2 separate regions of the Homo sapiens genome follow, and region 1 is linked to region 2. A link is a contact called in ENCODE Hi-C or POLR2A ChIA-PET data. All regions are on one chromosome and are shown on one strand. Each heading gives the region's core, a stretch centred on a gene start or an enhancer-like site at or near the end of the contact. The rest is flanking DNA. Distances are from core to core; before and after follow the strand shown.

Region 1 (3,940 bases), core at 563-3,062, 170 kb before region 2:
CTTTCAACATGAATAAAACGACACCTGACCTGTTCACCACCACACCTGACACCCCCGCCCCCCCAGACCTTGTGTTTGAAGTGGATGCCGGCACTTCCTCCTGTCGGCTGCCCCGATGAGAGCGTGGGGCAGAGGAGGGCTGTGCTCGGCCTGCGGGGCAGGATGCGTTTCAGCATCACACCTGTGGTTTGGAGGGTTATTTTCAAAATTACATTTTTAAGTAACAGACATTCACATTGCATTCATGAGCAGTACATTCAAATAAAAAAAACCAAAAAGGAAAAATACACTTGAAACCCATATCCATTTTAGGAAGAAAAATACTATTTTAAAAATGCCATCTGGAAAGGTGACACTTACAACTATCCCAAGCCCACAGTTTAATCCGCCATTTCTGTCTGCCTTGAGGAGATGGTTCAGAGCCAAAGGAGCAAGAGCAAGGGAAGCCTCATCTTATGTCCTCCAACACCTGCGGAGAGGACACCAGCCTGAGCCAGGCTTCACGCTACAAAGCTCGCAGGGTCCCCAGGGTCCACCGGTAGTAACACCCGTGCTCCTGGGTCCACCATGTGAACCCCCTCCTCAACAAGGTCTCAGCCTTGGGCCCTAACACGAATGTCTGTCCTCCCAGGATGGGAAAGCAACAACTATGCCCCAGACACAATTCGTGTTCCTATCTCTAAACGTGTTCCCTTTCTAGCAAATTCCTAATCATTCTTCCAAGCCCAGTTCAAATATCACCTCTTCTTTTTCAGTTTTATTATTTATTGAGACAGTGTCTTGCTCTGCCACCTAGGCTGGAGTGCAATGGTGCTGTCATGGCTCACTGCAGCCTCCGATTCCTGGGCTCAAGAAATCCTCGTGCCTCAGCCTAACCAGTAGCTGGAAGTGCAGGTGTACGCCACCACACCCAGCTAATTTTTACATTTTTTTGTAGAGATAGGGGTCTCACCATGTTGCCCAGGCTGGCTTTGAACTCCTGGCCACAAGTGATCCTCCTGCCTCTGCTGCCCAAAGCGCTGGGATTACAGGCATGAGCCACTGCACCTGGCCTGCCTGGTGGAATTTAGACTCAGGACAGCAACATCAACTCCTGACTGCACCGGGCCTCACCCCTTTAAACCTTCCCTCTCTCCAGGGAATGGGCTGCCTGCAGTACCTTCCAAATACTTCACGGCCGGCCGCACGTCTCCATTGCTTGCTCATAGATCTACATGCCCTCAGGGGCTAGGCCGGCTGTGAACCTGTGCCCCACGCGCCCAGCAAGGTGCACGCAGCAAACAACTAAAACGGGGAGTACTTCAAGGGTGACTTCTGAAGCCCAATGAGAAATGGAAGTGAATTTATTCCAAACACAACCAAAGACGATTCGTTCTGAGGATGCCTGAACACGGACCCCGCCGGCTCGACGGTATCACCGGGCCCGGCGTCCGCACAGCTTCTCTCCCCGCACCCCGCGCGGGGGCCCCGCTCCCCACCGGACACGAGAGGCTCGGCGTCCCGGGAAGGCCGACGCCCGGCCCCAGGCGGCTCGCGGGGAAGCGACCGCGCCACGGGCCACGGCTCAAGCCCAGCTGCGACCCAGGGGCGGGCGCCGGAGCCCGCGCCCCCGAGAGCTCTGCGCCCGGCCGACCCCGCCGCGGTCCCGTGGGCCCCGCCGCCCGCACCTACGAGACGGCCGCGGCCACGGGGCAGGATCTGCCTCGCCACAACTCTTCCTCGTCCTCCGCCGCGCGCGCGCCGGGGTCGGGCCGGGTTCCGGCCGGGTCCCGCGGGGTCGTGAGTCGGGCCGGACCAGTTCCGGCGCCCAACAGCTTCCCCGGCGCGGCGCGTCCGTCGCCCAAGCGCGTCCCCCCGGCGCGGCGCCGTGGCGGCGGGTTCCGGGCGCGCGTGTTCCCCTGTCCCGCCCGTCCCGTCGTGGCGGGGTCGGGGCCGCGGGCGTCTCGTGAGCCGTGGCCGAGGCAAGGCGCCGTGGTCTCCGCTAGCCCAGGGCTGCCCAGATCAGAACGGCGCGCGGGACCACTCCCAACGCGGATTGCTGGGCCTCGCCCCGTCCTCCCAAAAGGGGCTCTCTGGGCTTTGCGGCTGGGGGTCTGCACGCTGAGCTCCTGGGTGATTTTATTATTATTATTATTGTTGTTACTTTTTCTTATTATTATTATTATTTTGAGATGGAGTCTCGCTCTGTCGCCCAGACTAGAGTGCAGTGGTGTGATCTCGGCTCACCGCAACCTCCGCCTCCCGGGTTCAAGTGATTCTCCTGCCTCAACCTCCCAATTAGCTGGGACTACAGGCGCCCGCCATCATGCCTGTCTAATTTTTGTATTTCTTGGGTGATTTTAAACGGACCGCATTTGAGAATCTCTCCTCGAAGGGACTTGGGAACCAGGATACGAATATGAAGCGAGACTGTTGGATGGACAGTGGCGGAAAACATTTAAAGCCAAACACAAAGTCCAGTTGGCTGAAATTTGAGGGTTTTTCCCCTAAAATGAATACTAATAACACAAAGACATGTACTGGCAAACAGTAGTACAAATTATCTGCAGAACCGTCCTGGTGTGATGGCTCACGCCTGTAATCCCAGCACTTTGGGAGGCCGAGGTAGGCAGATCACGAGGTCAGGAGTTCAAGACCAGCCTGACCAACATGGTGAAACCCTGTCTCTCCTAAAAATACAAAAATTAGCCGGGAGTGGTGGCAGGTGCCTGTAATCCCAGTTACTCGGGAGGCTGAGGCAGGAGAATCTCTTGAGCCTGGGAGGTGGCGACTGCAGTGAGCTGAGATTGCGCCACTGCACTCCAGCCTGGGCAGCAGAGTGAGACTGTCTCAAAAAAAAAAAAAAATTATCTGCAGAACCTTGCACAGTTTTTTTGTAAGTGTATTATTTTCCATGCCCATCTTCCTCTCTTGTGATGATTGCTGGGGCAGCAGTTGTGTCCTTGGAAAGCTCAGGAAAGGGCACTTCAGGAGCCCGAGGATGGTTTTCCTGGGAGGAAGGAGCTGGATCTGGGGGAAGTTTGTAACACAGAGCGTGGGAGAACAAACCCAAACTTCTAGTGCCTCTGGTTGCCACCCTGCTAGGTATCATGCAGAAAAAGCAAGTCCAACCCTCTGCCACTGGGACAGGCTTGATCTGGTGTCAGAATTCTGTCTGCTTCCAGGACTCAGCAGGCTGAATGGTGTTTCCGACGAGGGCAGTAGGAAGAGTAAGGAGGGCGTCTAACATCAGGATTCAGCCCCAGGACGTGTGTGCGCAAATTTCTATCCCTGGGAAGTTGAAGAGCTCAGGCTGCGTCACCCACCTAGAGACAGGACTTGGGACAGGGTGACAGCTCCCGTGGTCCTTGGCCATGGCTCTGTGAGGGTGGCAGTGGGGGGAGGGTGCAGTCTCCGAGAAATGGCCCAGTCATCCTATGAGCAGGGGTCCCATCTGTGCCTCGGCTCTGGTCAGCATCATAGTGGCAGGTGGGAAGCAGGAGCAGTCAGGGATTAGCAGACATTGGAGGACAGCCTCTAGCCAGAGAGACGTGGGCTGAAACAACCAGCAGAACAACTGCAGGCAGCCAGGCTGTGCAGAGTGAAGAGACCCCCAAAACCACCCCCTGTTAATACCCTCAGGGAGACAAGGGAAGCGACAGCCCCCATGAGTCCAGAGCGAGATGCCCCGAGAAAGAGCGTTCCAGTAACATAAAGGGGGGCTGGAGGGGTCAGAATACAACAGCCTGAGTAAAAACCCTAAGGGAAGGGCTAAAGGACGTCTCCTAGAAATAGAACAGAAAGACCGAGAGATGAAAAACAGGAGAGGAAAGATAAAAAAATCAGTGGGCTCAGGCAGGCATCCAATATGCTAAATACGGTAGTTTCAGGAAGGGAGGGCAGAGAAAACAGAGAGAAGTCAGCTGTCAGGTAAACTCGTGGACATTAGCAGACGAAGGGC
Region 2 (4,352 bases), core at 870-3,369:
ACCTAGACGGTGCCGGTGTCCAGCCCAGGAGCCCAGAGCCCGAGTTCCAAAGCCGACCTCCATGTCGGAGCCTTCCCACCCTGACAGCAGGAGCGACATGTGTGAGCCGGGTTGCGGAGGATGCGCAGCTTGGCCTCCCTCCCCGAGCTGTGCTGCGCGCCAGGACTGGGCTGTGCAGAGCCTGCAGCCCCTTCACAACCCAGCTGCTCCCCAGCTGCCCCCTCACGGCTCAGTTGCTCCCCAGCTCACACAGCAGGAAGTGCATTTGTTGCTGAAATTGTCTCAAAGGCCCCAAACAAACAGCCCTTCTGGTGGCAGTGGATGTGGCGGGTAACATGGGTGGCCAAAGGTCTGAGAGGCCCCCACTCAGCTTGAGGTCTCTGTGCAAGTCCCTGGCAGCTCAGGAAACCTCAAGGCAACTAGCAGCTCAGCCTGGTGGCCTGCCTGGAAAAGGAGGCAGGCAGGGGGCAGTGGGCAGAAGCGCCGAATCCTCACCTCCTCTGTGCGATGAGGAGGGGGTGCGGGTCCCCCCCGTTTCACAGGGAGAACGCTGAGGCCCAGCAAGGCCAGGGGACTCGCCCACACCAGTGGACGCTGACTTCAAACCCCAAAGCTGTGCTCCCAGCTCGCCAACCTGCTGTGCCATCTCAGCACATCACAAACTCCCCCGCGTCTCTCCCTCCACATTTGGCGAATTGGGGAGACGTGGGGTATTTGGAGGGACCTGGTGGGAGCAGGCAGCTGGGGTGCGCTAGGTGAGGGCGCTGGGGGCCTGTAAAGAGCCGTGTAGAGCTGGTCGGGTCCCAGCTCTGTCCGTCCGCTGTGCACCTTGAGCAGTTCCTTCCTCTCTGGGCCTTTGCTGCCCCATCTGTACGGTGGGAAGAGTGAGAGGTTTATGTTTTCATCGTGATTATATAACAGAACAGCCTCCTGGGTGGGGGTGCTGCCGAGGTTAAATGAGTTAGTATTTTGTTGGCCATGTGAAACCACGCAGGGGCAAAGCCTGTGCCACGGGAACAGTGGTGTCACCGTCTCCGAGGTCGGGATGGGATTCCAGGAAGGGGCCGTCCACCACCCTCCGACGGCTGCAAGCTGGGACCCGGCCTGTAGGCGGGATTTGCCCAGGAACAGGCGTGGGTTGGCTGCTGTCCCGGGCATTGGTGCATTCTTGACCCCGCCCTCGGGAAGGCCTCAAGCATAGCCCTGGCGTGGGATAGGAGAGGCAGACTGCTTGCAGAATGTCTGCCCCGGGCATCAGCATGGCCAGGCCCTGGGACTCAGGTCCTGCCTCCTCTGTGCTGCAAAGGGCAGACAGGATCTAATGCTCCAGGCCCATACAGCCCCTTCCCACTGCGCCCACGCTGGTGCCCGGGGCAGACATGGTGAGTGCACCGAAGCCCTCGGCCCCCTCAATCCTGCTAAGGCAGCAGCAGTCTTCCCGGGGAGGATCCTAGGCCCTGCTGCTGGACAGGACTTTTACTCTGGCTAGACCGGCTCTGAGAGCCCAGCCAGGTCTGGCCATCTCCGCATCCTTAGACTGCAGAAACCTAGGGTGAGAACAGTTTCTGTGGGGGCTGTTTTCCAGGGAGGCATGGGGTACCCTCTTGGGTGAAGACCCTCAGATGCCCTTAGACCGGAAGTACCCCCACCCAAAGTGTGGCGCAGGCCAGCCTCAGCCATTGAACCCAGCTCCCGGGATGTCCTGGCCACGACACGTTTGGTGGCATCGACACCAGCCCTGAAATCAGAGCCCTGGGCTCACGGCTCACCCTGGCCTGTCCCAGTGATTTAACCCTGGACAGGCAGTTGCTTGTGTGGGCCTCAGCTTTGACACGTGTGAACTGGGAGTCAAAATGCGCCGCGCAGAGAGGTCTGGGTGAGACGGGGTGAGGCGTCCCCATTCCCCAGGTAGACATTTAATGAAGCAAGCGAACGAGAAACTGTGTCATTACCACGAAGGCTATGGCGCATATGGGGGGCGTCCCAGGTGCCGCCGAGGAAGCAACTTCAAATGAGGGAGCTGCAGCCGCAAGTCCCCCGGCACCGCGGATGTACGGCTCAGGAAATGGCAGCTGACAGGATCCTAATTCCCAGGGGTCCTGTTTAGGGTGACTCTTATCCTCCTACCACCCCAGCCTTAAGGCAGAACTTCCTGGACAAAATCCAGGCCTCCCCCCAACCGCCCCCCCTCCCTCCCCCAGCAAAATGTGGCCCAAGAAGTGAGCAGGGGGCTGCAGACAGAGAGGGAGGGCAGGAGAGGGGCAGGGGCTGGACCCCACCCAGGGAGATCCCGGGAAGAGGGGCCCACTCGCCGCCCTGGATCGGGAAATCCCGGCTGGCCACGTGCCACCACCTCCCTGCCACCCCATCCGTCACCAGCCAGACACATTTCCGATCCTGCCAAGCTGGGGTGGGGCGGCGTGGCACGGAGGATCGGCTCGGCTTCCCTGCTCCCCCCGCCCATCCTTTCTGCTGCCTGCGTGTAATTAACAGAGTAATTAAAAACAGGATGAGTTAATTGGTATTCATTTATGTGGCAGATGTTTTTAATTGAGGCAGGAAACAATTTACCTGTTTACATCAACAATGGCAGAGGCAGGCTTGTAAAACACATTTTTAAAAATATTTTCCTCCCCTTTCCTAGAAAGAATTGAAATCACTTGGTCTCCCTTGCCCCAGGCCTCCGCCCTGTGAGAGCCGGGCAGGCCTTGCCTGGGGGAAGGCCCAGGGTGGGGGCGGAGCAGGGAGGTTCCGCCAAGAGGAAACATCTGTTTAAAAGGTTTGCCTCCAGAGCAGCCTGTTTTCTTTAAACTCAGAGAAAGGATGTGTTGTTCCAGGTTGTGGAGACACCCGTCCCGCTGCTCTCCAAGATGCCTCCCCAGTGAGTTTGGCCCTGCTGTTTAATGTAGCCCCCTGGCGAGGGGCTTGGCCTCCAGGAGGGCGGGAGGCAGCCTCAGGTGGGCCTGGCTGGAGGAAGACCACCCAGCTGGGGCTGGCAAGCAGGCAGGGCAGGGAGGGGCTGGGGACCCAGTCCTCCTGGCAGAATCCAGGAGCAGGCAGGTGTGGCTGCCCCACGGGGAGGCAGAGGCCGCCCTTGTCCACCTGCACTTTTGGTGCCTTTGGCATTGCGTGGTGGGGCCTCCTGCCACTCCGTCACCATGCACCACCTGTGGCCGTTGGAGTTTGAATTAATTAAGATGAAATATTCCTGGCCAGGGGTGGTGGCTTCCGCCTGTAATCCCAGCACTTTGAGAAGCCGAGGTGGGCGGATCACTTGAGGTCAGGAGTTCGAGACCAGCCTGGCCAACATGGTGAAACCCAGTCTCTATTTAAAAAAAAAAAAAAAAAAAATTGGCCGGGTATGGTGGTGGGCACCTGTAACCTCAGCTACTCGGGAGGCTGAGGCACAAGAATCACTTGAACCTGAGAGGCAGAGGTTGCAGTGAGGCGAGATCATGCCTCTGCACTTCAGCCTGGGTGACAGAGCGAGACTCCATCTCAAAAAAAGAAGATAAAATGTAAAATTCAGTTCTCCCCTCATAGGGCTTCCTTTCAAGTACTTGGCAGCCAGTTGGGGCTCCAGCGACTGTCAGTGCATGGGCCTAGAACATTCCACCGTTGCACAAGCTTCACTGGTCAGCTGACTTGCGAGTCCCTGGTGTGGGAGGACGGCAGGCCTCGGGCGCACACCGCCTGACCCTTTCACTATCTGGGGAAGGAGGGAGGCAGGAACGCCCACCCCAGGGAGCGGGTTGAATCCTTGAGCAGAGTGCTCGGGAAGCTGCTGGTTTACAGACTGGCACTAATTGAGCACTTGCTGTATGCCTGCACTTGTAAATCGCTTTAATTCTCATCAATTCTCATGCTGCTTCCCAAGGTAACTCTCCAGGGAGACGCTATCATTGGCCCCTTTGTGCAGATGAAGGAACCGAGGCCCAGGAGTTGCAGTGTGGGGCGGGGTCTGATGCGGCCTCCAGACCTGCATTGAAACAGTGTCCACGGATTACGTGGAGCGACACTGACTTTCCAACAGTTCCTCTTGTAGGCACCATCCTTGTCTTTCTTTTTAGAGTAAACATGCACCAGACTGCACGTGCTCAGAAGTAACTGGGGTCCCGCCCGGGGACTCCGCGGAGAGGCTGCTCTGGGTGGGAGGGAACACCCGCGCTTGCCCTGCACCATGCGTGCAGTTTGGAGAATTCGAGGAGTGGGTTTTGCCCTTGTGATCATGGCCATGGGCACTGAGCTTCTTACCCGTAAGGCTGAGTGAATACCGGGCGGTAGGGACAGCGCCTGAGGCCACGCTGATGTTAGGAATGTTTATTTAGAAATAGAGTGCTTGTTCCCTGGTG

The links. Hi-C counts contacts between places; a loop is a spot of excess contacts on that map. ChIA-PET counts read pairs that join two places held with the same protein, here RNA polymerase II (POLR2A). Pooled maps may share reads with other maps.
Region 1: a map with no recorded cell type shows a loop between it and region 2 (2.6-fold over the local background). The contact joins the promoter of ACSF3 here to the enhancer-like site in region 2. A Hi-C loop is called at or near these places in 2 of 168 maps with a recorded cell type or tissue (CD14-positive monocyte and sigmoid colon), 2 of 37 single-sample maps with no recorded cell type and 5 of 50 pooled maps. POLR2A ChIA-PET finds 5 or more read pairs at or near these places in 2 of 52 experiments (GM10248 and WTC11).

The regions. Positions count from the first base shown.
Region 1 is chr16:89,091,724-89,095,663 of GRCh38, reverse strand. It overlaps ACSF3 (acyl-CoA synthetase family member 3), which reads right to left and starts at 1,812. Exons shown (of 11, transcript NM_001243279.3): 1 at 1,668-1,812. RefSeq lists an enhancer at 1,029-1,218 and a silencer at 1,639-2,048.
Region 2 is chr16:88,919,443-88,923,794 of GRCh38, reverse strand. All of the region lies in intron 1 of CBFA2T3 (CBFA2/RUNX1 partner transcriptional co-repressor 3), which reads left to right. Among named protein-coding and RNA genes, the nearest start is that of PABPN1L, 55 kb to the right of the region's middle. RefSeq lists enhancers at 1-810, 2,016-2,095. Within about 2 kb of position 2,119, at least 21 of the 41 ENCODE cell types and tissues checked have a DNase peak (open chromatin) inside an H3K27ac peak, as active enhancers do; they include CD14-positive monocyte, where a contact is called at or near this core.